Regions from separate parts of the Mus musculus genome. Here region 2 is linked to region 1. A link is a loop called in an ENCODE intact Hi-C map of the cell type or tissue named here. Cell type or tissue: left cerebral cortex. All regions are shown on one strand. Links, peaks and the distances in the headings refer to the core of each region. The heading gives the core; the rest is flanking DNA.

The links. A loop is a pair of places that touch in the nucleus more often than their neighbours do. Peaks named below come from ENCODE experiments on the same cell type or tissue, not always from the same donor. Only the 100,000 strongest peaks of a DNase experiment are listed, where the experiment ranks them.
Region 2: it touches region 1 in a loop (7-fold over the local background); 12 of 42 quality-filtered maps call a loop at or near these places.

The regions. Positions count from the first base shown.
Region 1 is chr5:63,878,031-63,894,040 of GRCm38, reverse strand. The region is part of intron 2 of 0610040J01Rik (RIKEN cDNA 0610040J01 gene); the gene reads right to left. It also overlaps a transcript of Rell1 not described here. Among named protein-coding and RNA genes, the nearest start is that of 0610040J01Rik, 74 kb to the right of the region's middle. In left cerebral cortex, for the core only: CTCF peaks have their summits at 6,889 and 7,089 (motif pointing right); a DNase peak (open chromatin) is centred at 7,189.
Region 2 is chr5:62,886,616-62,902,625 of GRCm38, reverse strand. It overlaps Dthd1 (death domain containing 1), which reads right to left. Exons shown (of 10, transcript NM_001170705.2): 10 at 14,308-14,666. The coding sequence ends at 14,344. Among named protein-coding and RNA genes, the nearest start is that of Dthd1, 83 kb to the right of the region's middle. In left cerebral cortex, for the core only: a CTCF peak has its summit at 7,086 (motif pointing left); a DNase peak (open chromatin) is centred at 7,091.

The DNA.
Region 1 (16,010 bases), core at 3,547-11,546:
TTCCCTTTTGACTATCTTTCATTTGTCTCCCTTGCAGCTGCTACTAATGGAGGACATCATGTCACAGATTTGTTTCTGATCCATCTTCAGGATGGAGTCAGCTCTCCGAGCCTTCTTTGTATTTTAAAAAGATGCACATCTTAATACCCGGAAAACATGCAGCAGAGTTGCCATGACACAGGCATTTAGCAACAGCAAGAAGTTGCTGGTTCTACAATAAGGACCAAATGGTACAAGTCTGTCAATCAAGATATCAACTGCAAAACATATACAGACCCAAGTACAACAAACAGCACTGCAGAGAAAGAAGGAATGGGAGGCTTAAATAGCATTACGTGTGTCCACCCACCTACATACACACAGGCATAAGTGCACACACACACACATACATATGTACACACACACACACACACACACACACACACACACACACACACACATACACACACACTCAGTAGCTTCTAGGATTACACACCTAGATCCAGCTCCCCTTTCTGCTTCCCTTTCTGCTCGTAATGCAGATCAAGTGGAGAAATCATTTCGATTAAGAAGTGCTATGCTCATTCTTTTACCCCCTCCAGCCCCTCTTTTCCTCCCCTCTTTCCTTTCCCATTTCAGCACTGACTCTGAAATCCTGACCTGCAATAAACAACTTTGTTTACTTTGGAACCTTGTTTAAATAGCTGAGGCACCATGAAATATTATCAGTGAGCAGGTAGGCCGGCTTTGGGCAGATGGTCCTATAACTGAGGCACTGTTAAATGTTATCAGTGAGTCGCTAGGTCAGCTTTGGGAGCTCTAGTTTAGCAGCTGAAATGGAGGGAGAAAGAAGCCAAGGCAGGCAGGAGGGGCAGTTGGTCAACAACTTCCATGATACCTCCCAGTGCCCTAGAGGCTGCTGGGGTCCTGGGGTACTCATGACCTGGTGCAGTTTGAAACCTTCTGCTGGGCTCAGACCACAGAGCCAATTGCTTAGAAATCCAAGAGTGGTTGGGATGCAACCTTCCTCTTCTGAAACCACAGGCTTCCCAAGGCAGGCAGCAGATAGACAGAGGCTGGGCATGGAATCCAAGGCCTTCCTTTGCTTAAGTGTTTCTTGAGGTTCTCCTCTTCTCTGCCAGGGAAAGACAGGATCCACACTGCTCTCCCAAACCCTTCCATTGGGGCTCTGTGAGTAGCCTTTCCCTCTTTAGGGTCAGCTTCCTGTCTTTCTCCAGCACCAACTCCCTTAGGGTTCACTTCCTGGCACTTCCTGGCTTTCCTTCAGGCCCAGTCCCATGCCAGAGAGCCATGCTTTCTGAGTCTGGTACCAACCTGAACGGTGGGACATTCTTCCTGGTTCAGGTCCTCCTGCCCTTCTTTTCCCACTCTGTGATTTCCTGTCCTGATGGCATTCCTTTCTCAAATGGCTGGCTTGAATGTTCAAGGTTGTGTGACCGCTTCCCACCCCCCAGCCCCCGCAGGTGAAAAGGGGAGGGGTCAATGTGCTCAGCACCACCGCCACCCCACGCCTGCCCACATCCATAGTTGCAATTAGTCTCCCTCATGCACATATCAGATCAAGTTCGATCCATTCCCCATGCCTTCATCAATATCCCATCCATATCTTCTGTGGAGCAAGCAAAAGGGAAACATCTGTCCTCTGGCATGATACACAGAAGTAGAAAAACGCCAGCCCTTGAAGGAGCAGGCTGTCTGCCTTCCCCCTGCTTGTCTTTTAGAAGCAGCTGCCTAACTTACAGTGGGAGCCCTTGATGGCTAAGGGGACTCAAAATGTGCTTTGTCTTTGGAGCGATATACATGGCAACAGGGAAGCAAAGGGGACATCTTCTGCAGCCAGGGTTTGGTTTACACAAGGGAAAAGCAAATACCATTAGCGTGGTTGAGTCTAACCACTGCTGGCGCCACCTGCTCCTGCACTCCCACATGCTGCTTGATTCTGCCCCGGTTTCGTGTTGAAGTTAAACAGCCCTGTGTTTGAAGACGGCCATGGCCACATTAGTTAGTGGTAAAGTCTCCTGGCAGGAAAAGCCTGTTTTACAATGGGGATGTGGAGGTGGGGGTGTAGGGAGAATGTTGGAGTTTTAAAATAGAGAAATTGACAGCATTCACCATGGTACCCAGGGGTTAGAGCTGGTGTCAAGAGTAATCGCTTGGAGCCAGCTTATAGGGGTTTTATTGGCCAAGTCCAGTGCTATCAGACCATCAAAGTAACAGAACTAGTGAGAATTTTGGCTCACGGAGGAAAAGGCGAGTGACAAGACACATTAAGAGGAGCATGGAAGGGAAAGGGGCAGCTCTGTCACTATATAGGAAACCAGCCAACCAATATACACAAGAGTACAGGACCTAGAAAGATCACCATTTGCTACCACTCATAGTAATGATAATGGATCCGGGTAAGACTCATTGATGGAGGCTGGGGGAACAAGATGGGACAGATGCTGGGGCACAAGGCTGTAGAGCACATTCGCGAGTCACAGTACTCATGAGCTTAGAGCAGCTGTGGTTGACTGCAGGGGGTCTACACAAGTCGGAGGCCCCAAACAGCCCTAGATGGGGCCCTGTCCTTAGGCTGAGCCTCCTCTCAGAGGGAAGCCCCTCCTACTTTTGTGTCAGTCATCTACCTCATTGTACGGTGTGCAAATACACAGAACACTTCACCCTCACTAGTCAAAGGTAGGAACATGGGTGAGTGACAGGCAGGGGATAAAGGGGCTGGGTCCTTGTATGGTTTTGTTTTGTTTTGAAAGTCTTGCTATGTAATCCACTCTAGTCTGGAACTTGCTATCCTCTTTCCTCCACCTCCAGAATAGTGGGACTGTGTGCACCACCTTAGGATATTGGATTGGATAAGGCATTCCAATTGAGTGTCTTCTCATTTCCCTGTTCAGATTGCATGTGCTCACCACCCAGTGGTCCCAAATCGCAAGACAAGTCATGAGCAGAGGGAGAGGAAAAGACCTGGTTCTCTTCCTTCAGCCTGGAAAACAGCCTCTTTCCTCCCTTTGGTACACTTCCAATCATTGAGGACATGCCTCTTCAAGGGTCCCGTGGCATGAGATGTTAAAGTCACTCCCATGAAATAATCTGAGTTTTAAAAAGGCTACTGGGATATTTACAAGAGGGTGTAGTGAAACGAAACACATTTTAAACACTGTTTTGGGAAACTTGCTAATATTCAGAAAAGAGAATCTGTTTTTTAAATCTGATTTCCCAGAACCTGGCCGGAGGGCAAAGTGACCGAACATTTAGGGCACCACTACTGGATGCTGAGCTCCTGGCTCAAGAGGAATGAATGCAAAGTGTGACCATTTGACATCAGCAGGGGCAACCTTCTGTCTACAGAAGACATCAGAGAAGAGGGCCCAACCAGAGAGCATGCTGACTCCAAAGATGACGAGGAATTAGAAGACAAGCTGGGGACTACGAAATCTCATGTGCATGACTTTTTTTCCTACCTAAAGGCATTAAGCTTCTGCTATTTTTGAGATGCTGAAAGGTTATACAACAACTTCTATCACACCCTTAAATACTCCACTTTACACCTTCTCGATAGGCAATGTGCCTTAGATATGAATAAGCATTGCCAAGCACTGGGCTGGATGGGACAGAAGTATGTATATAGAGACATACATACAGTTTTTTTCCATTGTGGTGGCTCAATAGAAATGCCCCCCACAGACTCATGTGTATGAATGCTTGGCACATAGGAAAGGGCACTATTAGGGAGTGCTCCCTTGTTGGAGGAAGTATGTCACTGTGGGGCGAGCTTTGAGGTCTTATATGCTCAAGTTATGCCCAGTGTGGTATACAGTCTCCATCTACTGCTTGCAGATCAAGATGTAGAACTCTCAGCTCCTTCTCTAGCACCACGTCTGCCTGCTTGCTGCCATGTTTCCTTCCATGATGATAATGGACTAAACTTCTGAAATTATAAGTCCCAACTGAAATGTTTTCCTTTATAAGAGTTGCCATGGTCATGGTGTCTCTTCACAATGAAAACCCTAATTAAGACATCCCCAAAGGAGGTTCCCTGGACAAAGGTTTGGGGGAGTAGCAATTAAAGATGAACACATTCAGAATTATAACAAAGGATGGTTTATCTTAGTAAACCCAGTATTTCCCTAAAACATGAGATCACATAACTTATCTTCATAGTAGATTAGCAAGTGATAGAACCCATGCTGTGAGATGCTTTTGAAAAACTGTAATGGAGAGGAAATCCCTTATCATTGGGAGTCTTATGCATCAATGCTATAATGTGAGGTCTCAAGACACTTAGCCAGGTGTAATTCATGCCTGGGTGTCAGAAGTTGGGGTCCTAGCCACAACTCTATGTCCAGCATCACAGATGCAAAAGGGCAGCCTCTTCTCTCGAGTCCTTGTCTACACCAGAAATCTATGCCATCAAAGCTCTCTTCCAGATCTCACCGTCTAGATGCAACAGTGGGAAAGGAGAACTGCCCTACACTACCATCCGCCCCTGGCTTGCTTTGGCTTACATGTCACCTCCTTGAAGCTGAAGAGAAGTCCTGATGGCATCTATTCTATCCTGCACTGGGAAACTCGCTCAAGCTTGCAAAAGTGCTCACAAGCTCATGAAGAAACTACTGAGGTCCACTGGGTCCCAAATCATGGTCCTGATCCAGTGGAGAAAAGTTTTGCTCCAGTGTTCTCTCCTCCATATCCTGCTCTCCATCTCACTCCCTAAAACTCTGGTACTTTGCTTGGCTCAGGTTTCTACAACCAGGGCCACAGAACATGAAGATAAGGACAGAGGTACAACAAGCAGAAGAAGAGAGAGAGTCTCAGATTAAGGAAACCATTCTGGGGAGGTCATCTGATGGCCCCTCTTCTCCTTGTGGTGGGCCTTGGGGAGGGTTCTGAGTACTGGGGAACCCATAGCTAGTGCAGACATTGGGGCCTTCTGGAATACCTGGACTAGGAAACAGAAGCCAGTGTCATCACCTCTTCAGGAGTCACAGCTGGCTTTTCATGGGCACTTCTCAGTGAAAGGCTTCCCTGGGTCTGTTGGAGCTGCATCACTCACAAGACTGCCTCCATGGCCTTGGCGCAGCTGGCCTTGATAGGGATGTCCACATGAGAGGGTGTCTAAAGCACACTGCCATGCTTCCACTTTCAGAACTCAAGAGAAACAAGCCCTGATGCCTAACTTTACTGCCCTGGACTTCCTGGGACCCTTTGCTATGCCTGTTGCATGTGGGGACACATTCTTTTCAAATACCATGATAATACCACTATGCGTCTCTTGCTGTGGTCCTTACCCTACTAAATGACAGTCATTTTGACAGATCTTAAAACCATTTCCCTTGGTCTTCTGTTCGAAATATGACACCCCTTCTGATTTAGTAATTAGTCTATATCTTTAAGACAGATGCTTGACTGGGCCTGGGGAAAGGTTCATGACTGAGAGCCCTTACTGTTCTTGCAGAAAGCCTAAATTCAGCTCTAAGCACCCATGATGGGCAGCTGACAACTGCCTACTGTAACTCCAACTTCACACAGTCTCTGGGTTCTGTGGGCACATTTTTACACAGACATAAGGAAAAATAAGGAAAAATAAGCCATTGGCAGACTCAACACCGGGCAGCATCTTTACTTGTGCAGTGTTCACCAAGCCTCTTATATGTACCAGGCACTGTGCTACATACAATGGAATTATGAGTGTCCCCGAGAAAGCTTATAGCTCCTCAGGCTCTATCTTTCTCTCCCTTCCTCTTCCCTACGCTGTGCGGGGGGAGGGGGGGTGGTGTATTAGTCAGGGTTCTCTCAAGTCACAGAACTTATAGAATGTCTCTACATATTAAGGGAAATTATTGTAATGACTTACAGGCTGCAGTCCAAGTAACCCAACAATGGGCAGCTGTGAATGGGAAGTCCAAGAGTCTAGTAGTCGCTCAGTCCCTCAGGGCTGGGTGTACTGGTCTTCTGTACAAGCTGGGATCCTGAAGAATTAGGTTCCAACAGATATGCTGGCAAGTAAGTGCATACAAGCGAAGAAGAGTGAGCCTTCCTTCTTCCATTGTCCTTATGTAGGCCTCCATCAGGTGTGGCCCAGATTAAAGGTGTGTACCACCACACCTGGTTTTGAAATTTGCTGTCCTAGACTGGCCTTGAATTCAGAGGTCTGCTTGCCTTAGTCTCCTGGGATTAAAGGTGTGTACTACCTTGCCTGGGCCTAAGCTTTTCATGACCACCATGCCTAAGAGAGAGGTAAGTATGAAGGGTGGGATTGGGTAAAAACAAAAAAAAAAATAAAAAAAAACCCATGGAGTGCTATGAAATTTCAATAAACACAGAGAAGACTCATCCCACCACACTAGTAGTTTAATCAATGAACAGTTTAGGTCAGAGACAATTCGTACTAGCATTTCCTCCACTTAGAAGCCTTGCCACTCCCAGCAACTTTACCCCTGAGTGTCACTTGTCTAATCAGGGAGAGTGATAGTTCTTACTTATCAGGGTTGCTATGAAAGTTCAATGAGATGAAACATGTAGACCATTTCGCATCATGCCTGAGTAACTACCGTCGGTACTTATTCAAACACCGCAAAGGATGAAAAGGAGATTTCAGGAGGTTGAGAGAGGTTGCTGTTCTTCCAGAGGACCTGAGTTTGGTTCCTACCAACCTGCCTGGTAGCTCACAGCTACCTGTAACTCTAGCTTGGGGGATCTGATGCCCTCTTCTGGCCTCTGCAGGTACCTACATCTACGTACACATGCCAAGACACATACATGCAATTAAAAATAAAACAAAATGTAATAAACACTGCAGTTGACATGTGAGTGTTTACTATCTGTCTGGTGCTGGTTCAGGGACTTTCTTGTTTTAATCCTTTTCTACTTTACAATAAGCCTTTCAAGTGGCAACAAATGCTATAAAAGTTGGTGAGATAGTGTAGCTATTACCAGTAAAGTGGTTATTGCTTTAGTCATAACGACTTCCTGCTATCTATTTTGCAACGTTGTGGCCTTCCTACACCTTCTCCCCAGATTATGTTCAGTGGCTTTTGCAAACTGTAATTTGCTTTTCTCTTGACTTGAATTTCCCAGCTGTTATTTCATCTACCTACCACCAGGTGGCAGTATAGAGTGGTTATTAATAGTTTAGTTTCAAGAGAAGCACACAGAAGAAATCAGGAAAGCACAAGAATCTGGTGCAAGTCCTGCAGGTGCTAGCCATGGTGAGTAAGGCTGGCCAGCAAGGAACGCTAGCCCGGGCGCATCTGTTGTGTTAGCTCTAGTGGCCATGCTACAATAGCTCTTTGCAGCTCCTACCAGGCGAGGGTTTATTTCTTCCTGTGTGGAGACCTCGGTGGGGGTGGAAAAACCCTTTACGACTCTACATGGGTCCCCATTTCACACAAAACTGTTCACGAAACCCTGAAGTGTGAGAGTCTGGGTTTTTCTCTGCTGTCTCCTTCTGTGGCTGAGGCTGAGGGAATGAGGAGTTTCTGCAGTGTGGAGGGTTCGAGGCCCTCTGGGGCTCTGCATCTCCATCAGTCCGGATTTATAAGCAGGTTCTTGGCAGACACAGCAGCAGAGGGCACTGGGTTGTATTGATTCACCTGAGTCTGAGTGGGGCCCAAGGCCTGGCATTTCTTACCAGCTCCTTGGTGATACTGTCTGGGGCATACCGCTTGGTGATAACTGCCCAACTGCTTCAATGAAACAGACAGTCTTAGTTCCCTGGGTTGCTTTGTCTCTGGTTGGGTCAGGCCAGCTTTATTTATTCAGGTCAGTATCTTCAGGACACTGTAGCATGGTGAGTCCCTAGCAAACAATGAGACATGGTCCTGAATCCTTATAGTGACTGATGATATGATTCAAATCAAGATGCCAGCATGGTGACTTGGATGAAAACTATGTCATCACCATCGAAGTCCCAACACAAAGGCAGGCAGTTTATAAGCATCATAAGACTTCAATTTTTTTTGTTCATTTTTAAAAAAAGTGTTTCATAGCACTGTCTTTTAGCCCTCCTTTCTTTCTTTTACTTTGACATGGTCTTACTCTGTAGCCCAGGCTGTCCTTGAACTTGCATTCCTCCTTCGTCTGTCTTCCAAGTAGTGAGGTTACAGATTTGCTTTAGCATGTCTGTCTACACCTGTAACTCCCCCTTTCCTTCCTTTCTTTCCTCCTTTTTGCTCCTTCTTTCTTTCCTCCCTCTTTCCCTCCATCCCTCCCTTCCTTTCCTTTTGGGAGAAGGTGGAGAGGGCAGGGTCTCATGTGTTCTAGGCTGGCCTCAGCCTCACAGTCCAGCCGAGGATGACCTCGTACCTCTGATCCTGACTTCATTTCCAGAGTGCTGGATCACAGGCATATGTCAGCATACCTATCTTAACGTTGTGCTCAGGATCAAACTCAGTGCTTTGTGGATGCCAGACTGTTACGTCCCCAGTTCATTTTCTGATTTACATGTGGCCCATTTCTCCAGGCTGTGGCATGTAATAGGAAAGCAATGAGAAAATTCAAGTGCCTAAAATATGGAAGTCATTTAAAGAACATACTCTGTCATGTTTGGTTTGCTCTTGGATTCATTCCCTTCCTTCACCCAGCTATTTTTTTCAGGGAACTCTATCCCTGCAGCAATCTTGCCCCGAGATTCCACCCAAGGCAGTGCTGGCCTGGACCAGAGTGCAAAGAGCAGAGACATCAGGAATCCATCTCTTTCTCTCTGTACCTCAGACAGACTCCTATCCATTCCGGGAGCCACTCTGCTCCCTGCAGCTTTTGATGGCCAACAGAAGCCCTTCATGACTGCCTACAGCTCTCATTGTAGATAGGGTCTTAGCACATGTTTTGTTGCGAAAGCCTAATCCCATGGACTGTGTAATTTATAAACTAAAGGAATTACTTTTCAGAATTTGGAGTCTAAGATCTAATGGTTACGTCTGGCAGGGGCCTTCTTGCTCCATCAGCACACGGATGAAGGTTTTACATGGTGCTCTTTAGAGAGAAAATAGGGATGGGACACAGACGAGTGTCCTTAAGAAGGTGAGTGTGGGCAGGAGAACAGGAGAGGACATTCCTTCTTCTCAGCAATCCACTCCTTCATATCACTCCACTAGCCCTAACAGCACCTTCCTACCACCCACAACCTTTAGCACTATCAGTAAAGTTCAACACAATTCGGACACAACTGGGTCAAGTATTCAAATCACAGCAGGTGGAAACATCTACCTGCTCTGACAGTCCATGTCACTGCATTGTCTCATTTGGCTCTCAGCTTCTCCCATATCTGGATAACCCAATGACCACAAAGCGCATACGACTTCCTCGGTTTGAAGGGAGTGATTCCTGTTCCCTTCAGGACCTTGCCTATTATGTATTGTTGTCAAAGGAAGATTGGCTACATGACTACATAACAGTCACTTGACAGTCGCTGGTCTTGGATTCTTCTGAAAGAAGCAGCGTTATGTAATGCACATGGCGTGCTTGCTGTGTGCCTGTGTAGGGCAGGTCACAGAGGTGGCACTGAGGGTGGTCATAGAGGACTTTAGTCTTGTACTTATCTCCACCGAGTTCTCTTTCCTTTTCCAGCCTGCTTGCCCTGCTATGTCACTTCAGGGCAGGTTCCCTTTTTTCCTTCCAATCTCCTATGTCCCCCTTTAGGAGATACCCTAAATCTCCCCCACCCCCAGAAAAAGTGTAAGGGACATAGGACCTTCATACTAGGTTCAATGGTCTTATGGAATCCCCACTATGACCCCTCACATCTGCTGAGATGTGGACACCTCTCTGCTATTAGGCCCTACAATGGCTATTCCTGGTTGTCAACTTGACTACATCTGGAATGAACTACAATCCAGAAATGAAGGGCACACCTGTGATCCAGATCTTGAGACTGGAAAACAGGTTTCTGACCTGGATCTTGACATGGGGATTTTGAGGCATAGTGGCTATGAAAAGCTTAGGCCCAGGCAAGGTAGTACATACCGTTAATCCCAGGAGACGGAGGCAAGGAGAGCTCTGAGTTCAAGGCCAGCCTGAGACAAAGCAAGTTCCGATCCAGGTGTGGTGGTACACAACCTTTAATCTGGGCCATACCTGCTGGAGCCTACATAAGGACATTGGAAGAAGGGAGAGTCACTATTCTTGGACTGTTTGCCCTTACTTGTTGCTGGAGTCTACTTCTACAGAAGACCATCTGAAACACCCAGCCTCATGGGACTCAGCAACTACTACATTCTTGGACTTCCCAATCTTGTTCATTGTTGGGTTAGTTGGTCTACAGACTGTAAATCATTACAATAAATTCCCTTAACATAGAGAGATATTCCATAAGTTCTGTGACTCTAGAGAACTCTGACTAATACAGATCCCATTATTAGTGAGGCTGGTTTTTACTATGCCCAGGAAGGCCTCTGTGGGGCTTCAACTCAATTCCTTAAGAAAAATATCTACAACTCTTAGAGTATGTGATACAAATTTCCCCCTGGACTTGATGGAAAGCTGTCCCTTAGTATCTATGGGGAATGGTTGGTTCTCAAACCCCTACATGCTCCAGTCCTTTCCATAAAATATAGTATTTACATATAATTACACACACACATATATACACATATATATGTAGTATTTGCATATAATACACACATACTCTCCCATATTCTTTAGGCAGTGGCCGTGCCTCTAGCATTTTCAAACACCTCTAGATGATTTATAATGCCTAGAGCAATGTGAGTGCTATGTAGAGTTATTATTCTGTATTGTTAAGGGAAGAGTGAACAAGTTTCCAGACACTGCAGATGCAACCATCAAAGGCGTAACAAGACAGCATGTGCCAATGGTCTTGTAACAGCTTTTCCTAAATATTTTCCATCATCAGTGGGTGGCAGAATCTATAGACGCAGAACCCACAGACAAAGGGCCAAGTGTGTTTGTTGAGGAAGTCACATAGATAGCTCTGAAGAAAGTGGCAGAGCTCAGCTAGCGAGCTCAGCTAATCACATAGCCTTGTATACCATCATGGCCTTTCATCAATGATATTAGATGATTCCTGGAATTCCTGCTTCTTAGGTAGAACCCTATTGCTTAGAATAACTACATGGCATTCAAACTATGTTTAGAGAGAATTCGTGAGCTATAGTGATGGATGTGGGATCCACCAGCTTTGGGTGGGTCCAGGCCACGACCTCCTAGATGACATTTCATCTTTTGGACTATAGACTCATATACCTTGAAGAGCTTTCACAGAATAGTTTTGAGATAATTTTTAAAATCTGAAGGACGACCCCTCTGCCTTCATATGTATAGTTCAAATAGGATTCTTTGTCACGTGTAAAAATTTTTATTTATTTATGTTTTTAGAGACATGGTCCCACTATGTAGCCAAGACTAGCCTTGAACTCGGGATGTTCCTGTTTCTGGCTCCCAAGTGCTAGTTTATAAGCAATTGCCACATGCCTGGCTTCTGGTTTAAGCCATAAAGCAAGCTCAACATGACCCATCTTTAGCTTTGTCTGACCCATCAGAGAACTTGCCATGCCCTTTACTTGTTAAGATCAATTTGACTTCTCAGGCTCTATCACCAGAAGGTCTGGTCACAGTTCACATAAAATCTACATAGGGAGCTATGATAAAACAAATAGATGTGGCCATTGTCTCTGGGTCTTTGGGTCCAGACACAGAGCTTCTAAAGCTTATGCAATTTCCCAAGTCCCAGTGGCCTCTTGATTTGGAAGGAACCCTGCTGACTACTCTTGGGTTTATGCTACTATGAGGTGACTTAAGTGGGGTCCCCTGGATAGCCTCAGAATGTGACCATCACCACAGACACCAAGTGAGGTTTTGATTGGTTCAATATCATCCACTAAACTCTGTCTCTGTCTTTCTCTCTCTGTGTATGTATGTATGTGTGTATGTATGTGTGTATGTGTGTATGTATGTATGTGTGTATGTATGTGTGTATGTGTGTATGTATGTGTGTATGTGTGTATGTATGTATGTGTGTATGTATGTGTGTATGTATGTATGTGTGTTCTTGAGAACACATGCACATGCATGTTCACACTGTATGTTGGGTGATGATAAATATTGGAAATTAAACAGAGATCGAACTCTGCAAATCCCATAGGCACTAGGGGTTGCCCAAAACTGTATAAATGCCCCTGTGCAGTATAAATGCTCCTGTGAGCTGGGAGGGTGGTGTTCCTCAACTCCATGGGGCTTAAGGTTCTGCTCCTGTGGCCTTAACTTTGTTCAGCATCCTCTGGCTGCTCATCCAATTCTTCAAACTATACTTTGTAACAAACCTGTAAACGTACATAACCCAGTAATTTCTCTCAGTTCTGCAACATTGCCCTGCCTTTAAACTTTGATTTATGGCTGCTTGGCCACATGTTCAGGGTCCAGGTTTGTAACCAGCATATGAAATGGGGGCAGTCTTGTGGCTTTGGCCCCTCCACCTGTGGCATCTGGTGCTACCTGCGGGCAGCTGAAGCAGGGAGTTGGTTGGATTGTGTTCACCCAGCTGGTGTGCAGAGCTGGATGGAGGGCTACTCCGTGTGCAAACACTACGCAATGACCTCAGCAGTGCGGTGCGCTGGGAGAGATGGGTTGTTTCTTAGTGGGGCTTAGAAGAGGAGGATGGCCTCTTAAAGTGATGCATAGAAGATGGTCTGCCATTAGAGACCGGGCAGTGGGCTTGGGAGTGGGTTGTTAGAAGCTGGGTGGCCTAAAGTTCATCACAAATCCTCCCTCAATCTCAGCTTTGCCAACATCAAAGTGGGAGGAAGAAAGAGTAATATCCGACCTCATAGGGCTGTTGTGAGTATGGCTCCATACAAACACATGATAAGCCTGGTGGGGTGGTTTGAATAAGAATGCCCCCCCCATAGATTCAAATATTTAAATGCATGCTTATTAAGAAGTGTTGCTACTTGAGAGGGATTAGGAGGGGTCGCTTTGTAGTAGGTGTGGCCTTGTTGTTGGAAAGGGGGACACTTAGCTTTGGGGTTTCGAAAGCTCAAGCCAGGCCTATTGTCTCACTCTTCCTGATACCCACGGATGAAGATGTAGAACTCTCTGCTACCTCTCCAGCACCATGTCTGCCTGCATGCCTCCATGCTTCACAACATAATGACAATGGATTGAACCTCTGAAACTGTAAGCCAGCCCCAATTTAATAGTTTCTTTTATAAGAGTTTTCATAGTCATGGTGTCTTTTCACAACAATAGGACACTGACTAAGACACCTGGCAAAGTGAGCTTGGCGGGTGAGTTCTTGATATATGCTAGCTCTTGCCATGTTTGTTGTGAGGACATCCTTGAGAGCTGGGGGTGCTTAGACACGGAGGAGAAACAGGTGATGCTCCCACTACATCCATCCAAATACCACAGGGGAATTGGGGTATATCTCCAACATAGGGTCTGTCTCATTTTGATAATCAACTTTATCTGAGAGATAACAGGAACCATGGAGGCGTCCCGAAGCACGTGGGAAAAGTCAGCTCCTGTAAACAATGCGGATGTCTTAGAGGAAGCCCCATAAAGAGAAGCTTAGGGAATAGTCTTACAGGTTACAAAGATACAATGATAGATACATGGCCATTGCTTGGGATGAAAGAAGGGTCATCTCCAGAGTCCTGTAGTGACTAATGTGAACCAAAGTGTCCCTGAAAAGAGCTTGCGGAAGCCCTCATCCGCTGTGATTGCACTGGGAGATCCGACTTCTAGAGTTCAACGAGGTCTTAAGGAGAGTGCTCTAATCTGATAGGACTGGAGGCCTTTCTGAGGATCAGGGGGAGTGGGGAGAGAGAAAGTGAGCACCCATCCATCATGAGCAGCTGTGTGAGGTCAGGCTGAGGCTGCCAGCCATAGCCTGACCTCTGCACCTCCATCGGAAGCTGGGGAAGAACACATTTCAGATGTTTAAGCTGCCCACTTGATGACATTTCGTTCTGTCAGCCGGAGATTATTAATACAGTACTCAAGCCAAAAAGAGTCATCCGGATGAGACATTCCACCCACCCCTTTAATTTTATAAATGTGTTTATGGACTCCAAGATGGGAGCATGGTAAAAGGTCAAGAAAAGAACTGTACTTCTAGGATGTCCCTGTGTGTTCAGTGTTTCTAAATTATAGTAAAAATCATTTTTCAATGGAAAATAATGAACGTGGTTCTGGGGCCTGAGCGTCTTCCAGATGGAAGATCCTCTTATCAATGACAAAGGCACAGGGGGAGGCCTCTGTTGCATGTTGAAAGATCCACAGCCCATCCATGCAATACTGTATTTCCCAAGCACCTGAGTCCTAAACTTGACATCAGGGATCTAAGGAGATTTATAGTTCAGCAAGGGAGAAAAGTGTAAAAATAGATGACCAGCTAGGAGGATCAATCTATGAGTTTGAGGCTAACCTGGGCTACATAGTAAGTATATGTAAGTAACTTACATAGGCTAACCTGGAGTGAGGCCCTGTCTTTCACAAACAAGAATAAGAACAAAACAAAACAAAACAAAAATACCAAATGAAAACAAACAAAAAATCAACACCCGCCCCCAAACTGAAAAACCATAAAAAACTTTAGATGACCAATCATGCTCTGGAAGCACTAGGATGAAATAGGCAAAGAACTCCTTAGATACCTCAGGAAGATTCCGAAGGCTGCTTTCCGTGGAGATCTGGCAGCAAGCAGTACCGGCGAATTGTTAGAGCACATCCCATGGGGAATGCAGTAGAAATGCAACAATCCAATCCTTCCCTCCTCCCATCTCCTCTTCCCTGCCTCCCTCCCTGTCTCCTTTCCTCTAATCCTTTGCAACAGTCTTGTTATATATTCCTCACTCCAGTCCTCCTGCCTCAGCCACTCAAGTGCCAGGATTACAAACGTGCCACTCGGCACGTTGCTCACTTGTAAGATGCATTCTTTCCTACCATGGCCATTTCTTATGCCAGACCCTAGGGCACAGCGATCTCTTTGTTACCGGATTACTGCACTATTTTCGAGTCTGTCTTCTCATGTGTTCATGTCTCTTCCCTGCCTCATCAGCCACACAGAAGCCACAGGTCCTTTTGGAGCACAACTGTGAAGAGTCATTACCACTGCTTCACCTAAAACTGCCCAGAGATGCTCAGAGCCTCGGGATATTTAATACCATGCAATACTAAATACACCAAGTTTACGTAGTGCTTCTCATATACCAGTGGCTAACTGAAATTTTACAGCTCTACTTGATTCTCATATCTTATATCTTGTGGTCCACATTGTTTGAATGTTGCTTACTTGTTAAAATTTATTAGTAACCTGAACACCAGTCCTTACCCGATGCAGGCACATGGGCACACGCAGAACAGTAAAAATGAGAACCATCTGATACTGATGTTTCTAGCTGAGCTCACACAAGGTTGTTTTCTGTTTCCTTGGCTGAATTATTGTTCTCTGTAAGTGCATCTCTACCATCCATTTTGTGTTCCTTTTTTTTCCCCATTGGTTTCACTGTTTAAAGCCCCCAGGCACAGCACTGAGGTGCTATCCTGGGGCTCTAAGTTAAAGAAAGCTGAGTCTGCCTCACAGGGGAAACACATGCAACAGATAAGGTTCATCCTGGAGTGAGCTACAGTGCTGCTAGCCTCGAACTAGCTTAAAGGATGAACTAGCCACATTTTCAAATGAGGTGCTTTGAAAGAGAAACATAAGACAAGGCATGTGTATTGATGGGCTGCCGAGTATGTGCTGGGAGACCCACGGGGACCCGGAATTGTGGTTCGGAATCCACGAAGTCCCTGATTACAGTAGTGAGCTGTAAACTCTGGCTGTAGTGACTCACTGCAAGCTAAGAGCCTTGCAGAGTTAAGGACACCCAGAACCTTGCAGAGCTAAGAATGCCTGCCCTTAAAAGCTTACAACCAGCTAGGGCACCATTGCTTGTCTCTCCCTGGCCATACAGCTTTCTTCAAATCTTTCCGGATCTCGTCATTGGCTATTTTCTTTGCTTTTTCATCTCACTACCCAGTTTAGACACCTATTATCACATCTACGTAGG
Region 2 (16,010 bases), core at 3,732-11,731, 990 kb after region 1:
TGGAAAAAGACACACCTTTAGTCCAGATTGTTTTATCAGGGGAAACAAACACACCTCTAACCTAGACTACACCTTCTGATGGAAGCCCATATAGGATACATGGAAGAGAAGCTATTGTTCTTTGCCTGCTTGCTCTCACTTTGCTAGCAAGTTCCTTCCTTCACTGGTATTAAAGACTTCTTCTTCAGGATTCTAGTATCTTACTGAAGACCAGCTGAGACATCCAGCCTGTGGACTAAACAACTGCTAAATGCCTGGACTTCTTGTTCATAGGCAGTGATTGTTAGGTTAGCCAGACCACGATCAGCTTTTAAGTCATCTTACTAAACCCACTTTATTACATATCTATATTCCCTTTGTTAAAAACTATATTCATTCTATATGTTCCATTAATCTAGAGATCCTTGACTAATTATGGTTTTCTTATTTCACTAACTTTTCTTATTTCAAAAAAAAATTTTAAAAAAGAGTTTTACAGAGACGTTTTGTATGAATTATTATTTCATTGTCACTTTAATCCAGCAACATGGCTGCTCTGGCAAGGGATCACATCCAAAAAACTTCTCTGTCTCAGATATCCTCCTGGAAAGTGAACTTGCCACAGGCATTTAATCCCTCTGGTTGGAATACAGATATACCTTTAGTGTACATCTACACTACATCACCCAACAGTGAGGTCTAATTGAGGAGTTGACAAAGTGACAAATCAACCATTTGACAGAATGAGTCAGAAAGAGAATAAGTCAAATTCTTTCAAGAGCAGACAAAAAAGAGAGGTTGCTTAAGAGCACTACAAGGCGAGAGAGGAGTGGAGTTGAATGGCTTGAATTTGACGGCATTCAGGTTAATGCAGTTGAGTTCAGTTAGGTTACTTCAGTCAGTCTGTGCCGTTAGTAAAGTCAGAGCAGTTATTTCAGGTCCTGAAGTTCAGAGGTAGCTTTTCCAAGCAGAACAATTCGGTTAGAAGCTGAAAGACGACAATTTGAATCAGTCATCTTGGAAAGGAGTTTGAGCCAAAACAAATGAATTGAACCAGCCTGTCAGAATCCAGAAAGAGCTAGGAAGAATAAGTTATTCAGCAGTAAGTCTTGGAGGCTGGTACATTCTAGGACTAGGTTAGCAGATGGAAGCTGGAAGCTGAAGCCTTCAAGGTCCAGCTTGCAAAAGATTACATTGAATGGAGCCTAGAATCTTCCATGCCTGAGTCTAGGCATAGTTAGGTAGAAATGCTCTGCGCTCAGCCTAACCCATCGATTCATAAAGTTTGGGTGTAGCTCTTATCCATTCCTCTGAGGAAAGTAAACAAATATTTACACATGGGTTCCATTCTTATGTGGTTTAATTAAAAACATTTGTATTTATCTACTTTCTTAAAAAAAAACCCTTTATCTTTTATTTGCAGGTGTTATAAAATATAGCTAAATTTAAATCTTGGGGCCAGCTTTTCTAGAGAGGCCAAATGATCTAAATCGATAATCTCACAGAGGGAGTGCTCCATATCAAACACCTAGAGGGTTCACAATTCTATTTAATGTCTCAATTTGTCTCAGCATTCTGAACTCTCACTGGTGTAGTTAAGCAATCTCAACTTAAAACATTCTAGAATTATTTAGCCTGCACCTCCAAAATCTTGCAAGTTTTTCTTCATAAAAGTAACTGTAAAAATGCTGGGATTAGGTTTTAAAAAGCAATGACTCTACTCCTCAGTATTCAGTTTCTGTATGGTTTCTCTGGTTGCTGTGGGAAAACAGCCAACAGAACAATTTAAGGGAAAAATATTTATTTTAGTATGAGATTTCAAAGGGTTAATCCGTATGACTTAGTTCCTCTGATTTTGACAAAATATAATGGCAGTAAAAATATGTGATAGAGAACAACTATTTACTTGTTACTCAAACAGAAAGCAGAGAAAAACAAGATAGGGATAGCATCCCTAAGTACCCTTTTAGCATGACCTAGTTCTAATAGCACAGTACCATCTCAGTTTTAGAACCTCACAAAATAGTACCTATGTTTGGGGACTAAACTTCTTGGCATGAGTGTATAGAGAGCATCACATATTCAAACCATGATGTGGTTTTCTAATGCCACCACTCTCCTTTCATTAGGAAAAACATATCATTTGGGCATCAGAATCAGGCAGCCATCAGTAAAACATTTGAATTGGCCCTAAATGATCCTCAGTTTCTTTCCTAGCTCTATAAAGATTTACTCAGAGCTGGTAAAGATCACCGCATTGATCTCCTAGATAATAACTATGGTCACAGGAAAAGTCTCTAGGACAATTTGTTTTATATTTTTAATTAATTGCTTTATTTCTTTACATTCCAATTTTGCCCTCTCTTCCAGTCTCCCCTCACAAATTTCTTCAACCTGCCCCCTCTCACCTATACCATGAGAGGGTACTCCTTCCTGCCCTACTTTTTATAATCAATATTGAGAATTGTAGGGTGTCTCAAATTACCCTTTTGTCAAAAGTTTAAATTGATGAAGTGTATTTTATTTTCATATATGAGCCAAGACTGACATAGTGTAATAGTATAATTCCTTAGAATTCTACTACTCAGACACACCATATTATGTTTATTCATCAGCGACTCTAGACATTTTTTTCTAAGATTACTTCTCAGTTTAATTTTTGATGGCCTTGTCAGGTAACAGATGTCAAAGAGTTTCTTAATGTAATTCACACAATGCCTCCTAATTGGGATTTGATTAATGTTTTCTCATTACTAGGCAGAGTTCTGGAGTTTACAAGGAAAATACCAAATAATCCCTTTCATAACATTATATCATTGTGCACTTGACCAAGATGGAGTATTTCTTCTATAATTAGTGTTTATTTTTCTCCTAAACAGCACGTTTTTGGTAGACTGTTGCTAAGTGGTGTTATGTTTTCATTCTCCTTCCCTGTTAGATTCAGTGTGGCCAGTATGTGCTGAGCTAGCCTCAGCTTGACTTCTTCTTGCCTTGGTCCCTCCAAGTCCACTGGGAAGTCAGTGAATGTTATTCTTCATCTGCATTACTGCATTACATGACTTGTGTATGACTTCTTTCTATAGTCTCCATCATTGCTGAAATTCTCCATGTTTCTACCCACAACATCCAACTTTTCCTACAAAGCTTTACCACATCACCAAGCAAACGCTCTCTGCTGCTTCCAGTTTCCTGATCATACACAAGTGAAGCTTTGTATATTACTTTCCTAGGTCTGTAAACTTCTTCTCCTCAGACAAATACCTTGGTTCCTGCTATGTGATGCTAACTAACTGGTAGTGATAGACAGAGGTAAGGTTCCTAAAGTGACTTGACAATGATGTACCATGGGACTTCTGTGATTTCTGCCTTATTTGTGTACTGATATCAATTTTTTTCTTTAAAATTTTGGCCTTAGCTCTTGCTACAAACTTGCTTCTCAGCTCTATGTCCAAACTGTGACATTTTATGCATAGCATTTAGTATGGCCTGTATCTTTTCCCTTATAAATAACTATTTTTCTTTAAGTTCAGCCTAGTTTGTGACCTAAAGTATATATTAGATTCAAGAAGATTTATAATTTTCTTCTGGCTATTCCAATGTAAGCAATACTTTTTTCCAACTTTTTATCCCTAAGCAGAAACCAAAACTTCCAGTTAATATTTAAGGGGATGCATAATAATGATTTAATAAACCTCCTTTTCCACATAGTATCCCTAAGTTTATTATGAGAATTCTAAATACTGGCCTTACTGGGGGAATTGAACTTGATTTTTCCCCCAGTAAGTTCAGTATACAGAATGTTACTCCAACACTCTGAACTTTATCTACAAAAGGGAGATATTATACTCCCTTATTTTCTCAAGACTCTCCATCATTTTCTTAAGTAAGAGTTCATAATTATGTTAGGAAAGGATGTATTTTCACAGGCTTTTAACTGTATGCCTCTACTTTATATAATGTATTGTTGAAATTAAAACCCAGAGAAACCAATTTTTCTGGGAGCAAATTGGGGCTTGATCAATCATACAAAATGCTCTTACTTGGGAAATGGTGTTGGAAGCCCTGCAGAGTGCCTGGGCTTCACTGGATGAAGAGTACATTAATTCAACAATTTATCAAGTCTCTTGGCAAAGTATAGAATCAGCTGCTAACTGGGATAACACAGATTGAAAACACACGCTTTCTCTAAATAGCACCCATCAAATTAGATTCCCAAAATTATTAATAGGAAGTGGAATTTTTATTTCACAGGAAATTGTTTCTGCCTGTATTAACTGGTTATCTTTTCTAAAGAATATTTTAATTAAAATAGAATTGCATCACTTTTTACCCTCCCTCCAAGCTATCCTTACTCTAACAAAACATGCCTCCCAATTTTGAAGTTGATAGCCTCTTTCTCCGGTTATTATTGTTTTACACACACACACGTATATATACGTATACATACATACACATATATTGCATAAGCTCAGCCTGCTCAATCTATTTTTGTTGCTTGAGGGTGTTTGTTTCCAAGTCTGACCCCTCTCTACTAGATAACCAATAAGGAGGTTTATCCCTGGAAAAAGCTACTTCTTCTTCTAACAGTTATTAGTTGCCTATAGGCCTTTGTCTATGGTTGGGATACCATGAAGTTTTTCACTTTAATGTTAGTATGTCCATTGATACTGGTCTTTTTTCCAATCTTTTTATGCAGCTATTTCTAGGTTGAAATGTTTCATAATGGACTTCTTGGTATTCTGGCTCTTACAATCTTTATGCTCTCTCTTCTTCAGTGTTCCCTGAGTCATAGAGGGAGCTTTTAGGTAAATTAATCTATTGGTGCTTAGTTCCTAGTGGTCCATTGATTTCTGTGTTACATCCAATTGTTTTCTATGATCGTTCCCACTTGCTGTACAGAAAAGCTTTTTGGATGAGGGGTGGTAGCTCCTCTTATCCATGAGTCTAATGATAAGATTTAGAATGTTAGGAATTCGGTCTAGCAAACTCACAGTACTAGATTTCTACTCTTGGCCCATGAACTCACTAGCTCTGGGAAGCTGACTAAGTTTCCAGTACAAGGTCTTATTTCCAGCCTGTTAATGGACCTGTTGAGATCAACCACGATGACCAAGGTGAGCATTAGGTTCCATGATGGCAGAATAAAGGCATGGCGAAAAAACAGAAAGCTGTTGCCCAAACATGTGTCTTGGTGGTGAGATGGCTGGTGTCTAACTGATGTTTTAGTTGTCATTTCCCGGAAGTTACATTTAGACTTAGGACATACAGCATCTTCTGACTGGGTAAAGGAGACAGTTCCTCTACTGAAATCTCCATGCTCCTACTTTCTTTCACTTCACCCACTGAAAAAAAAACAAAATAAAGGTAACAAGTCATGGCTGTTAGCATTGCCTTCTTTTAGAGTCAGCTCTGCCATATAGCATTAATGAAGCCCAGTATACTCTTAGAGTAGAAATTACATATCATTGATGACAAGAAATTGAGAAGTTCTGGACATAATTTTAGAAATCTGCCTACCACAGAATTTTATGGAATATAGAGAAAGCAAGCTTTGGAATTAAGGACAGAAGTTTAAAAATAGAATTTTGCAATTTGACTTAAAATATCAGTTTGATGAATATTTATTTATGTAACTATCAATGAGCTAGTAAATGGCTGAAGAGCAAGGGAACAAGCAAATGAAAAATAGCTGACCATTTGCAAACCTATTTTGTCATGGAGAAAGATAAATAATAACACCAAATTGAAAGCTATCTAAGAGAATGAAATAAGATTATATACTAAAAGCCTATGACATGTAACTGGCACTCAATTAATTGATACTTACTACTAATATTTTATAATAGAAATACATGGGCATAGAACCCCAGCTGCAAACTGTTTCTAGCCGTGAGAAAAATTTGACTCTGTGTATGTTCCATTTATCTGTCTTTCTTCTAAAGCCTATGTGCTTACTCCTCTTTTCAAAACTTCTCAAAAATCTCAAAGCCTTAGCAGCGAATGTACAGTTTTGTCCCTTGTGTTTCATACATGCATACAACTAATTCCATTTGGGTAATGACAGGCTAGTGTTTCTACAAAATTTCTTGCATATTTCTTATATATTTTACCTGTGTCATCCACCCTCCAACACAGAGGCCAGGGAAACATCTCTTACAGACATAATGTTGTTGTCAAATCAGGAAGAAAAGGAATTGGCAAGAACCATTCTCACTCAAATATGACCTTGTATGTTGTGGTGCACTTTGAAACCCTATTAAAGCAAGGCATCAATCGACAGGAATGTGTTACCATCCCACAGCAAGGAACAGCAAACACGCTGACACACACAGCATAGTCCAGCAGTCCTTAGCCATCTACTTGTACTTGTGCTATTCGGGTTTGCCTTCTTTACGGGTGCATCAGCCATCCTAATGTTGGTTTACAGTTGTGAGATGCACTGTGGAAAAAAAAAAAAACCTCTAGTACTCAGCTCTGGGTAGAATTTATCTCAGGAAATATGAACTCACAACTGAAAACAATATGCTAAAAAAAATCACACAATCAATTAAAAATAACTGTACACTCTGAAATACATTTTAATGCATAGATGTTAGGCAGTTTTACTTGTTGCCAAACCATAATAACAGAATATGGTTCAAAATATTTCAAAATTAGAAATTAATTCCTGACTCCTAAGAGTCAAATCGGTTAGTAAACAATTACTGGAAACAGATTGGAATTCAGAGTATACCATGAATTTTGCTTATATTTACTCTTCTTTGAAAATTTGAAAAAGCTACATATTGCTCCAATAATGAATACTACATTACATTTTCATTTAAATCACTTTGCTTAAAGAAACACTGGATTTATTATAACCTTAAAGCCCGGTACAGCAATTTTGGCATGTTTTGTTTTGTAATTTCACAATGAGTGTTAGAGTTTTGAGACTATTATTAGATGTGAATTTAGCTAGCAATAATTACACTCACATGCTTTGACTATATGTCACATTCCTTCCTATATTCTAATATGTTATTGTTTAAAGTAAAATGTGTTTCAGTGTGTAAAGGGATATTTTTGTAGTCTTGAGTTTATCCTTGTGTGGGACATGGGTTCCCCCTTGTGGTTATATGGACTCACTTGCATTCACTGCTTATAAAGGAAAGCATCTGGCTGTGGTAGCAACAGTGAAGCAAGGCCTGTTCATGGTGGTCCGCAGGATCTGTACAAATGACCCCAAATGAATCGAAGCATCCGTGTAAAATTAATGTGTTGTATTTTAAATCTTTTAGTGTGCACAAAAACATTGGAGCACACTTTTATTGAATGTATAGTTGAAAATGAAAATATAGAAATGTCAGTCCCCGTTAGCTATTCAATAAGCATTTCCTGAGAAGGCAGAGGGTGAAGAGTTCTTCTTCAGCTTCACTCCCTTATCTCAGCCCTGGGCTCCACAGTGCTCCGCCTTGGGAACAGATATATCTTCTCAAATGACCTCTCTAAAGGAAAAAGCCTTTGTCGTCAGCACACACAGAGCTTTCTCTGTTTAGTTTCTTCCCTCCTATTCCTCTTGGCCCAGCGCTAAGCACAAATATCAAAAATTGAAAGAGTGTTCTGGGCACGAAATAGAATACAGTGGACAATGCCCTTCAACTTGTATGGGCATAAACATGACCTGAGGAACTTGACAATTATACATAGTCCAAAAGTGGTTTAGAGAAGCAAAGTTTAATTTGTGTAACTGAAATACACCCACTCTACATTCCTCTGAATCTATTTGATCAGAAAAGAAATCTATGAACTCTATGACTGTGCTTCCGAGGGCCCACTCCAAGCCAAATCAAGCAAGATTTACCAGAATCTGCCCCCAGATAACTGCTGTTTTAATACACAGCTAGTCTGAAAACTACTGTATTGAATACAGGGGCATCATAAAGGTAGAACAAATGGGGAAGGACCACAGGAGCACACGTGGAATACAACAAAATCAGGTTTACTGATTCATTTGAATTAAGGAGGATATATCTAAGAGATGGTCTGTGTCTTGTTATACAAAATAAAGGAGTTATTTTAGCACACAGGAGAAGGTTTATTATTTCAATAAACACAAAACAGAGCCACATGTGCAGAGGTCAGCATCAGGTCTGCCTTGCAAAGTGCATCCTTAAATGTAAGGTGGGTGTACATCCCTATATCTAGAGATCTTTTATCTGGACAAAGACAGACACCTCAGCTGTAAATAGAGAATGCTTTTTTGTGTGAAAATTGTTTCAACCTTCCAGGCAAGAAAGAGATTTCTTTCTGACTGATTTCAAGTGGCAAAGTTTTCTTTTATTGGATGATTTGGAGAACAAAGTTTCTCAGTGTGTAAGGAAGCAGCAGTCACCTGCCCTGCAGGAGACACTTTACAGCTGTGATGTGTGGGGCTGGGTTGATTCCTGTGAAATTTGTGGCCAGCTTTGCCTGTGCCTTGCTTAATGGTGGAGCCAACTTTAGAATCTGAGCTCTTTTTTTTTCTCTTTGCATACAGGACATTTGCCTCACAAGGTTGTCTTGAGGAGAGAGAGAGGACAAATGAGTCCAGATGGCCTGACAGTATGTTCGCGTTATTTTTTCATTCATTAATTTGATAAAGAAGCCTTGAATGCCTACTATATGCCATTTTCCTTTACAAAGCTCTGGGACTGGACTGATGAATGAAAACCAAGGAATTGTGTGCAAGAATCCTCCAAGGTGACTGGGAAAAAATACACATCAACAGACAGTAGTGATTATGTACAGACAAGTTGATAGGTTGATATTTATCTTATCCTTGGAATGCAGGAAATGGAAAAACATTGTCAAATTTATAAGCTCTAAAAGACTGGTGGGGAATTAGGGAAGCAGCCCAGGGTAGAAGAAGCCCAGGGTAGAAGAGAAAGGACTCTGAAAAACAGAATCGTCTATGGTCTTATCTGTTATTCTGTTTGTTTTGGATTTTTGAGGCAGGGTCTTCCTGTGTTGCTCAGGCTGGACTTGAACTGGTCACCCTGGTGTCCCAGCTTCCAGATTACTAGTATCCAACCCAGGTGCTACCCTGACCAGCTGAACCTCTAAGTATCAAATCAAGTTGCATTTTTTTTCCTTCTCATATGAGTAACCAAGAAGGAAATATTTACAGTTGAGCATGCAGTCAAGGAGCCTAAGTTCTGTGTAATAGGAATATGTCGGTGAGCAAGAAACAAGAGCCTGACCTTTATGAGTGTGTGCACAGAAGAGGGTGCTGACTCCCAAGATGCCAGCAAGGGTAACAAGCAAGTAGACTACTTAATACATTAGATGATAAGCTGGGGAGGACTGGAAGAGGTTGTGAGTCAGGGATCAAAGGACTGACATGTCATCTCTGCAAAAGTGCACAGCCTGCTGTGGCTTTCTGAGAAGTTAGATTACAGAAGGAATGCATGGCTAAGCAACTGGGAATCCCCCAGCCTACATGAATCCGTACATTGACCTTATGCTCTATTTCCTTCTTGCCCCATACTGTTGCCCTTTTAACTTTAAGGAGGATGACTCTAGCCATTAATAAGCATCTCACTCCATCGAACAGTTCCTGTCCCCTCACTGAGAAAGAGGAATATCTAAATATTTAGATTCCCATCTCTCTATTCACTCTCCACATCAAGCCAAAGATTGATTCAAGTGACTCATTCTTACCACATTTACCTTCTCAACCACCTATCCCTCTGCTTGTGAGCAGAACACTGTGGAGAGCTGTTTAAATGCGTGGATTTCATAAGCCAGTTCAGGTTAGATTCTTTTAAAACAATATTGCACTTAAAATATCATAACAACCTTCTAAGAAGAACTAGTTTAGAAAAACAGATCTTTCCCACAGAAGTTAACTCCTCTGAAGACTGAATTATGATGTTCTCAAGGCATACATTGCTTTTTAAATAAAGCCTTTTCTATTTTTCTCTGAAATACTTTGGAATTTTATACTCCAGACACACCCATTTAATCAGGTGACACTGATTAAGCACCGTAGATTTTGGTAGTTTGAATAATAAATGTTAATTTTATTTGATTTGTAAAACAATGTGCTTAATAAAGAGCAGGATAAAATTGATAATAGGCTTTTTCACTTGTGAAGTTGGTGATTAATGTAAATGATAGATCATCCTTAATCCTGTTTGGTATCAAACAATCAGCAAGTCTAAATTAACATATATATACTAAAGAATATGCAAAGAATTTTCACAATAATAGTGTATATGACTGTCTGAAAGGAGAACTTATTTCTGTGTCAGTCTACAATAGACTATTATGAGTAATGTTGTGGTGGTGCACACCTTTAATCTCAGCACTTCGGAGGCAGAGGCAGGAGGATTTCTGTGAGTTAAAGAGCAGTCTTATCTACAGAGTAAGGTCTAGGACAGACAGAGCTACACAAAGAAATACTGGCTAGAAAAAAACAAGAAAAAAAAAGAACACATGTGTAATTTTATTTTTTCCCATAATGAATTATTGAGCAATAATGCAAATGAACAAATTATGGCCATACACAGCAACATTAGTGCATTTCAACAAAACAAAGCAAACATCAGAGAATACATGTTATATTTTCCAACTCAAACATTTTTTATAATTAATTATGATATGATAGGAACTTTCATGTGAAGCACTTAAAGACATTGAAAATGCACATAACTAAGACATTCTTTTTTAAAACTATAAATTACATATAAATACATCACTTCCCTTCTGGTAAAATAGGTTTCTTGAGTGTGAGGTGAGGGCATAGAGATGAATTGGCTGGGATTTCAATAAGAAACAGATGGGGTGATAAATTAGCAATAATCAAAGGATGCTTGTCTTAATAGAAGGAACTCATGGGAAGCAAAGGAATAGTGCAGCTTCTCCTGAAAGGATGCTGGTGTAAGCTCCAGTACTGAGGAAAGGAGAAAAACCAGTTACCAAACCCCAGTAGGAAAGCCCTGCTGGCAGGAGTTTAGATGAGGGCTAGAGCTTTAGAATCATGGCCCTAGGAAGGAAAAGTATGGTGTGATGCAATTCACTTCTCTCCTGCCTTCCAGTCACTTGTTAGGTCTTGCCATTAAGCAAATCCAACTGGAAACCAGAGGTACTACTAATGTGATCGATGCAAGTCAATGCATCAGACAAAATGCAGTTACATGAGGCTGGGGTATGGCTGCTGGGAATTCTGGAGCAGGTTCCTAACAGGGGAAAAAAAAATACCTCACATTAGGCCAATTTCCCCATATTATCTAAAGAAGAGGTAGTACTGAAAGATGCTGTTTTTTTTTTTCATTTTTATATGCCTCTTTATTGTTTTAATATTGCAATAATATGAGAAATGTTTTAATAATTGGAAAACTATCTCAACGTGTATGAAGGGATATATGTATGTATTTCCCTTTCAGAGTATGAGTTTAAATATAAATGAGAGAAAAAATTGTAGGGCAAGAGTAGTTTTGTTGTTTTGTTTTGTTTTGTTTTTATTCTTTAATCTTTATTTACTATCCAGACTTCATCCCCCACCTGGTGGTCTGGCCCTGACCACTCCCCAGTCTGTACCTCCTGCTCCCTGTCTCCAAGAGGTCTCCATCCCACCAGGTCGCCCCATCCCCAGGGGCCTCAAATCTCTCAAGAGTTAGGTTCATCTTTTCTCACTGAGGCCAGACCCAGCAGTCCTCTGCTGTAAGTATGTCAGGAGCCTCAGATCCGCTGGTGTATGCTGCCTGGTTGGTGGCTCCGTGTCTGAGAGATCTCTAGGGTCCAGGCCTTTGTAATAGGAAGAGAGTGTGAAAACATAAGTGTGCAGGTAAAGGTGTGTGTGTGTGTGTGTGTGTGTGTGTGTGTGTGTGTGTGTGTGTGTGTGTGTGTGTATGTATGTTTGAGGGTGTATATGTTAAATGTGAGCCTGAGATATGGGAGTAGATTACATATGACAGGATTTGAATGTGAGTCTATGTGTAAAAGTATAAGTAGATGTGAGACTATGCCCATGTGTATACATGTGGTTATGTATATAAAAATGTGTTTTAGTAGGTGAAAGTGATGTGTTGCTGACAGTATTCAGATGCACATGAGATACACAGATGGGGGTAGAATGAGAAGTAAATGGTATGTTAAGAGCATGATTGTGAGAGGTGTGAAAGGGAGATGTGTGCATATGAATAATATGTGTGTGCTTGTGTGTGTGTGAGTGTGTGGATGGTAAGTGTGAGCATGTTTGTATATGTGTGTGTGATGTTTATGTGTGCACATGAGTATGTGGAATGTATGCATGTGTGTTTGCATGTATGTGTGTGGTGTATATGTGTATGCATGTTTGTGTGTGTGGTTTGTGTGGGCATGAGTTTGTGATGTATGTGTGTGTGTGTGCATGTTTGTGTATGCTTGTGTGTGATGTATGTGTCTGTGTTGCATGTGTGTGTGCAGATACTGGGGAAATGTATAGGATTAGGGAGATGAGCAAGTGAGGCCATGTCTATTAGTAGGCTTGTGCATATTTGGATGGGGGTTGTTGGACCATATATATGTGTGTACAAACATAAATCCGTGCAAATAGAAATGAAATGTTTTTCTTGGATGAGAGATGGACACCAGAAAGTACCAACTAATATCTGAAATTGTGATCTCTAGTGGCAGAATAAAAGAAGCATGAAATCTCTTTGCAGTCAGAAAAGCAATAGATATTTTATTTTGTTCTATTCATTCTAAGAACACAAAATACTTATTGTTCTTTTTGGGTGTTGTGCAAAATAAAAATCTTACTTAATAAGTTTTTTCTTAACTAATAAAATATAAGGCAGCAAATTGTGACTATCTTGGAGAAACCCTTACCATGTTGTGTGGGTAGCTTTCCTTCTTTGCATTTCTCTTCTGTCTTAATCTTCATGCTGATACCAACTCTCAAGTATCTTTAATCAAGCCTCTATTTAACGGTGACTAGTCATGAAATTCTTCCCTATTTTGAAGCCATGGACTTAAGTTTGACCTATGTCCAGGTCCCTAATACAGGGAACATCTCGGGCTGGGAAGGACGACAGAAGTGTTATACATCCCTTCCTTGCCCCCACCCTGAAGCTTATGCAATAAGATTTCTCTTAACTAAGAAAAAAACCCCAGCTAGGAAAGAGGCCTTGGATTACTTTATACAACTTCATTTTTTCTGTATTGCTTCATTTCCTTAATAATAAATATTAAAAGTCATCAATTCCAGTGTCCTCTTGACAGTAACTGGCTGAAGTATGTTTATACTTCTAATTTATTCTAAGGGTTTCAGTTTTCTAAAATTGACTTGTTATTGCCTTTCATGGCTTCCTTTACTTCACATTGTCACATGTGGGCATCTGGCATCTATGTGCCTAGAATTGGTTGCCTGGAACCACACCAAAGGGGGAAAAAAAAAAAACTAGATTAATTTTGTATAACTGTTTAAAAGTCATTCTCTATATTGTATCTTCACTTTGCATTTATAAAGCAATTTTAGCTATGCAAATGTAAACTGAGCAAATTGAATTGCAAATGCCATGAAACTTAGCTGAACCCATGATGCTATTGGCCCCATACCAGTCACCAGTCCTTATTTATGTTGCTAACACCCAGGGGTGTCTTCAGTTGTCTGATTAAGCTTCTGTTGGTGATTGGTTCTAATGCTTTGGATTAATCCAGCCCCCCAGCCCTCCCCCCAAACTGGGATTCTGCATGTCCAAAAGCTGAAGTCCCTTGATCCCAATTGGTTTTTGATTGATCAATAAAGAGCCAACGGCCAATGGTTGGGCAGATAGACTAAGGCAGGACTTTGGATTTGCATGGGCAAGGAACTGGAGAAAGCAGTGGAGAATTGCTAGGACTGGGAGGAAGATGGATCAGATTTAGAAACGAAGAAGGAAAATCACTCAAAATATAGGTGAGAAGGAATACCCAGAAGCACCTTGGACAGCAAAGACCAGGGAACTAAGACAAGAAAGGAGCCAAGACAACAAAGATAAAATATAGAATTAGAGGGCATTAAGTCAGGATTACAGGAGGGAAATGTTTGCTAGCTGCAGGGAAGATTAGAACTGCCCAAACTTTGAGCTAGTCAAGACATTTAAAATTAACTGGTGTGTGTGTGTGTGTGTGTGTGTGTGTGTGTGTGTGTTTCATTCGCGAATCCAAAGGGCTGACATCACAACCCTTTGGAAGCCAAAGCAATGTAGCTAAACTTGCGCTACAAGCTTCTCTTTTGTTTCCATTGATTTCCCAGTAGCAAGTCTATCAAACAGACTCACTTCAAACAAATATCTTACTCAATAACTGGGAAACGATGCCACTGAATCTTTAAAATCCATGAGCCCTTTTTTTTAGGGTAAAGGAAGTGTGAGCCGACCTTTATTCAGTAGCCACATCAAACCAAGATTGCGGTTCTGTGAACACCTTGTGTTCCCATTTGAATTTGAGCTCTTCTGTGAGATCACCGCGGCCCATTTTGCGGAGATGGCGCGCCAGGAGACGAATTTTGTCAGTGGAAGTCGGGAGTGATCTTTTCCAGAAGCAAAGGAGTTCGTGGATCTGCTCTGTTGGATCATCGGGATGCTTAAGTTTGATGAGCTGGACTGTGCTGCGGCGCAGTGGGAGGGATGCAGCGAGGACCTCAGCACCTTCTTCAGCGAGTTCCTCAGCCAGCCAGTGGAGCAAGTTATCCCAAAGGGCCACTGTCAGGGCATACATCAGATTAGGTAGTTTCAGTAAAGTCAGGATTCTTGCTTAGGCACGTGCTGATCTAACTCTCACTAGCTCACTTAAAATCTACCTGCTCTCAGGTTTAGCCTATGAGAAAGAAAGCTATGAGACCACCCATAGGCTGCTGAAACTGCCAAGACCAAAGACCAAAGATCATCTGAGGGTACCAGCTTCTTCAGAGGCTTAGTGATGTGAATGACCTTAAGAACCAGAGGGCTTCTTAAAATGATGTTAAAGCCCCATTCACACAGCGAGATAGTAGTGTAAGGAGGGCACCCGGTATTTTTAATGAGCTGATGTTGGAGTCCTGACTACTCTTGAATGGCACTATGTTACAGGATGTAGTATAGGTACAAAAATATATTTCTCTTTATTAACATTAATGCAACAGATAAATACAAAATCTTGTCAATTTTCACCGGAATATAACCATACAAATATTCACAAAAAACAGAGTACCCAATGTCCATTCTACAGAAGGTCCTTTGCACTAACATTTCCACTAACCTCTGCACCAGTTAGATCAGCAAGCACCTTGACTGTGTGCAGTAACGCTCAACATAGCCCTCACCAAGCCTGGAAACCACCTGACTATCTCTTATACTTCTGGTTCCATTTTCTTAGTTTCTGGTTTTGGAGTGTGATTCAGACCATCATTCTGATAAAGTCCCTTTACCCTACTCTCTTTTATCACAGCCCACCTTTCCCATTTTGTGATCATTCCCACATGTACAACGTTCATAAACAGCACCTGAAGCCTGTTTCTTATGAGGATTACTTAGAAAAGGGGGCTGATACATCCTTGTGTTTTTCCAGTGTTCTCCTAGCATCAGGCAATGCGCTCATGTTGTAATCCATTACACTTCATAATTCTTCCTCTCACCATGCCCTTTATCCTCCTGAAATCAGCAGGAGCCTTGCTGACTTTATCACGGACCTTGCTGGTAAATATTCACTCCTCTGTCCACAATCTCATTGGCCTGTCTCATGTTTCTCAAACAGGTTGGAAGCACTCGTCACATTTCTTTTTTTTTTCTTTTCTACTATTTTATTTTATTTTCTATTCTATCCTTTTCTTTGTCCCTCCTTCCCTCCCTCTCTCCCTTCCTTCCTTCCTTCCTTCCTTCCTTCCTTCCTTCCTTCCTTTATTGTTTGTTTTGTTTTTCTTTCTTTGCATTGCTGAAGATTAAGAGCAGATCCAGACCCCTGGTCAGCAGTCACTCTACCACATTGTAGACAACACTCTATCACTAAACTAAATCCACCCACAGCCAAGAAAATGTGGTCCTTAGTCAACCAGATTGATTCCTCCTCTG